Linked DNA regions of Homo sapiens: region 2 is linked to region 1. The links are chromatin loops, found by intact Hi-C in ENCODE. Cell type or tissue: GM12878. All regions are shown on one strand.

Region 1 (2,500 bases):
CAAACGGAAATTTGAGCCTAGCTTTCTGGCCTCTAAGTCCAGTACTTTCTCTCCTAATTGACAAATAATAAATAAGGAGATGCTCTGAAATACAGAAAGTACTGTAGACACCAACAGTATTATATATACTTGGCCCAATTTGATTAAAAACAACTCAACAGCTTTTTTTTGTGACACTTGGATCTTGACGATCCAATCAGAGGACAATGATCACAGAAATACGAATTGGATTTCTTTTCTTGATAAAAAGATTGCTTGTCATTATTCAGCTTGTGTATCCTATTGAACGTACCTCAATGTGAAAAAGTCTACCTTTAAAACTGGGTGCCTATATAGCTACCTACTGGTGTGGTAATGGCTACACATATATTTTTCAGCATTTCAAATATATGCATTGCTTCAGAGTGAATTATGAAGTGAAATTCCATTTATTGTTTCTTATTTTTCCATTGGCACCCCCATATTCTTAAAGACAGGTTTCACTATGTAAAAGGTAGGAGATTTTCTGGGTGGGAAAGGTGCCTGGTCCTCCCTAGGTGCCAAGAGCAGTAGTCATTGGTGGGGAGGGAAGGGAAAGTGCTCAGGGGCCTCTGTGGACGCAGTTTTCCAGGGCTAAGATAATTAGTTGCCTAGAATACTTTTGAGAAATTACTCCTCCTTTTTGGGAGCTGTAGGAAAATTCAATAAATGGAATTTCATTGCTATGGATGAAGAAGTCAGACAAACTTTTACATTTCCAGTTGCTAGTCATTTTCAATCTCAAATAGCAACATTTTCAATCTATCAATACTCGTTGATCACCAATTATATGCAAGAATCTGTACCCTAATTTTTCATATCTATAATTAAATCGCATATAATGAGTTTCTATTTTGAAAGTTGAATGTATAGCCTTAAGTTTAAGGCTATAAGATCAGTTCAGAATCATCAGGTTTTACAATTTCATACAAAAGCAAAAAACGGGAAGAAAGAAAATTCTTAATTTCTTTAACATGATTTCTGAGATCATCATATTTAAAGCAACAACATAAGGGTTCAAAGTATATCCCCCAACTATGATTTCAACCAATACAAGTGAAATCACAAGTGAAATCTACCATAGGATATTTTCTACATTGAGAAAGTTCATTCTGGCTCAACCGCGGTGCAAATCGCCAGCCTCTCCACCCTAAATATCTCCCCGTAGCTCAAAAGGCACAGAAGAATAGCTGAAATTGTAATGGAACTGACCTATGCACACATTCTCATCGTCCAGTTGTGCAGAAGCATTTCTGAAGTAGCCCAGCCTGCATAACTCACAGTGCTGCCCTCTAGTGTTGTGTTTACAGCTCACGCAAATGACTGTATTTAGCAGATCGATATAACTGCATCGATTGGAGTGGCCGAAGCATTCACAATCTTGCAAGGAAGAACAGAAATGTATACAGAGTGTATACAGTAGCAGAGTAATAGCATACTACATGCTTGGGTAAAATGAGGGATGGAGAAAAGACGGTGGAATGGCATTACATATATGTGATTCAACACAACACATGGTGGCAACAGGTGGTTGTGACTGGCACGGAAATAGCATCTGTTTCAAGCAGGATAGAAAGGTCGGACATTCGGAACAAGACTGAAGATTGTTAATTCTTGGCAGACAAAATGAACAGAAGCATTTGCAGGTGTACACCTTTTAAAATTTGGGAAGCCTCAGTTTCTAGTGATGAAAAAGTCTATTATTTTTATTTTTTGCAGATGGAGAATTTTAGTGTCTTTGCACCATTTCCCTTGTTTTCATCTTTTCAGCCTTAAAAAAAGTGAGAGGGGACTGTGTGAGCATTGAGAGTCTAAGTACCATCACCATGGCTCCTTTAGCTCTCTGACATCATGCCAAGACAGCAACTCAGTCGGGGTTTCATATACATCATGGCAAATTTAATAGAGTTCTAGACAACTAAACAATTCTTTATTTTTGTTTTTCCCCAATGCTAAGAGAAGATGGCTTTCTTAAGCCTTTCTTCAGACCAAATCTGTATGTATATGTGTGAGAGAAGACAAAAAAAGCAGGGAGATAATTTGTGCGAAAAGGTGCTTTTAAGATTCCCTCCTTTTCTCTTAAGTTTCAAGAATAGTTTGCTACAAAAGAAGAATTAGGTAGCTACTGTAACCCCACCTTTCTTTTCCTTGGTTTCTCTGAAATGTTAGAGGTGTCTCTGAGGCTTAGGAGTGATGGTGGTAATGACTAGACAGGGAGATGAAGAAGAGCATGAGAGTAGTTGGGGAAGGGTGGAGGGTGACTAGATTTCTTCTTTCTTGCATCTCAACTAGAGAAAGAAGTTGTAAATCCAATTCAACCTTTTAAAAATAAATGATAATGACAAAGTCTCTGTTGGTAGAAATAATTATCACAAAAGTGTGAGTGGTAACTAGGTGGGGTATCTGTTTTGTCTTCATGGAATATGAGGGTAGGCCTAGTTGGACATTTATAAGGAAGGTCAGCCAGGATACTGCAAATTTT
Region 2 (2,500 bases), 68 kb before region 1:
ATGAGAGGCTCTGGCAGGAGACTCAAGAGCAGAGGATGGGAGTTTATTTCCCAGGATTCTTTCCTGCCAGGATGCAAGTTGGCATAGGCTGGTTTCTCTACCAAAGCCCACAGCTCCCATAAAGCTGCCAGTCTCTTCAGGTTCTGGTGACAGCTCACATTCTCACACTTTAGGCCTAGGGGCTGGTATCTGTTTCCCCAACTCAATACTTTATCATTTTTTAATCGTTAGCTTTATTCATAGTCTCTTCATTATATGCTCCTCAATTTCTCCCCCTCCCCAACTTTTTAAGAAAAGGTCTTGCTCTGTCACTCAGACTGGAGTCCAGTGGCATGATCATAGCTGACTGCAACCTCAAACCCCTGGGCTCAAACAATCCTCCCGCCTCAGCCTCTCAGGCCTGAGCCACCATGCCTGGCCAATTTTTTTGTTTGAGTGTCCCATTATTTCCTGTGGGAGCGCTGATCATACTCAGAGCCACTTCCCCAAAGTACCCTCATACCACAAAGATGGCTAGGTTGCAATCTAAACCTCTCCCCTGCACCTGAGGCTGTGGCACTGACTCCAGAGTCACCTTCCTCTTATGGCTCCTTATGTCCTTTCTTGTAATTGGTCCTGGATTTGATCCATCCCAGGTCAGCATTTTAATAAATTAGAGATGCAAATATATACTTGTTGTGGGGACGAATGAGGGGAGAGAACATTACCTTACTCCACTTCTTGGTAGCATCTGAATCCTAAACAACCCAAGTGGGAGAAGGTGCCCCTTAACACCATTATTTATGAATAGCTTCCACAATAGCTGAGTCCCAAGGCTAGAGAGGAGTGGCCTCCCCTTCTCCCCACGTACATCTGAGGCCCAGCTCCTGCTTAGCCCAAATGCCCCATTTCAAAAGAAGTACATCTGAGTATCATGAGGCAATGAGCCTATTTTGCCTTTAGTTCTGACACATATGCATAGCTGGGAGTTTTTACCTTCTAGGTACAGGTTCAGAAAACAGAAACCTGCCGTAATTACACTGTGGTATTTACAAGGCCATGGCACAGAAGCAGAAACATAAAACAAAAGTGAAATACTCAATTGGGAAGCCACAGTCTGTCAGCAAGAGAGGACTTGGCAAACTTAGAAACACCTCCCGATTCAACTCTTAACTGCTGTCTCAGGGGAACCTCAATTCTGCTTGATTTCCCAGATTCGCCCTCTGCCCTGTTGCTGGAGGTCTCAGTCAGGAGGTGCCTCTCAGGTTTGCCATTCTGACTGATTTAATTTAGAGAATTTCTTGCTCTTCACATGGCAGCAAAGGTCACGTGGCTTAGCTATTATGTTGTTCAGGAAACAGCTTCTTGACTGCTGTAGTTTTGTAATATTGGTTAAAATTCCCTTTTTGTTCTATTAATAAAATTCTTGGTCCTGAGATTATAAGGTCCTACTCAATAGTTTTATGGCCACATGTTGAAAAAGTACATTTTTAAAAGGCTTTATTGCCAAAAGAAATGAAAATGTGTATATGCAGTTGCATAAGTAGATTGCTATCTTCAGAACAATTTCCCAACCTGTAGTGAAAGTGAATTGGTGTTATCTGTAGACAGCTCTGTCAAGGAGAACGTGGCCTGGATAAAAAGAGGGGAAGACTTGGAAACCAAAAGAGTCCAGGTGCCATTGCTTATGATTTCATCTTATTTGAAAGTTGAACTCTGTACATAACTGGGAAATTAAGGTGGTGTCAGTAACCCTTCTATGGTCATTTCTTTGGCTTTTTGGTTTTTCTTGATTTAATAGCACTCCTATAATGGAGAACCAATTCTACATTTGTGAATCCCACAGGACTCTATGGGGTAGCAATTGTTATGTTGGTTTTCAGAGCAGAAGACTGAGGCTCAAATAATTTGTGTTACTTGTCCAAAGACACGCAGCTCCTTCATGGTGGTGGAACAGCATCCAGGATGTGAAGGTTCAGGATCCTTGGCACTTCTTACCCAACTGGGGCAGTTTGCTGATGGCTTCCAGTGGGCCGATCTTGCCCTGTGGAGCTATTTGGTTTGCCACAGAGTTTTGAAAGGAAATGGACTGTGAATGCACTTAGGCAGGGCATAAAGTCCCCATCACTCCTTATGGTTCCACAAGCCACTCCTTGTCTGACTGCTAAAGGTATTTAAGTTGTGGCCCCTATTTGTTCTATTTGTCTTTCTACTGTTGACCCACTTGTTCTCCATTCTCTTTCAGATTTGTCCATTTAATAAAATGATTCAATGATTAATGATATAGCTCCATACTGTTAGCATTTTAAATGAGAAGACACCTCCAAGCAAGCACTGCTGATCAGACGTGTCAGATTGGATTCTTTCCAGTCTGACTTCTTTCTGACACACATCCGCATTGGTACCTGCCTATCTCCCCTGCTATGCCATGACCTCTTGGCGCTCAAGGACCAACTGTTCATTCTTGCATCCCTAGTGCGTGCAATGGCACTGAAACAGAGAGTCTACATAATACATGGTT

What was found. Peaks named below come from ENCODE experiments on the same cell type or tissue, not always from the same donor. Only the 100,000 strongest peaks of a DNase experiment are listed, where the experiment ranks them.
Region 2: a loop joins it to region 1, with 4 times the contacts of the local background. A loop is called at or near these places in 2 of 110 quality-filtered maps.

Annotation. Positions count from the first base shown.
Region 1 is chr1:107,429,648-107,432,147 of GRCh38, reverse strand. It overlaps NTNG1 (netrin G1), which reads right to left. Exons shown (of 8, transcript NM_001113226.3): 6 at 1,231-1,398. Among named protein-coding and RNA genes, the nearest start is that of NTNG1, 290 kb to the right of the region's middle. RefSeq lists an enhancer at 1-295. In GM12878, a CTCF peak has its summit at 1,312 (motif pointing left); a DNase peak (open chromatin) is centred at 1,307.
Region 2 is chr1:107,498,135-107,500,634 of GRCh38, reverse strand. No RefSeq gene overlaps it. Among named protein-coding and RNA genes, the nearest start is that of NTNG1, 360 kb to the right of the region's middle. In GM12878, no CTCF peak of the experiment used is centred here; a DNase peak (open chromatin) is centred at 1,124; H3K27ac peaks cover 934 bases.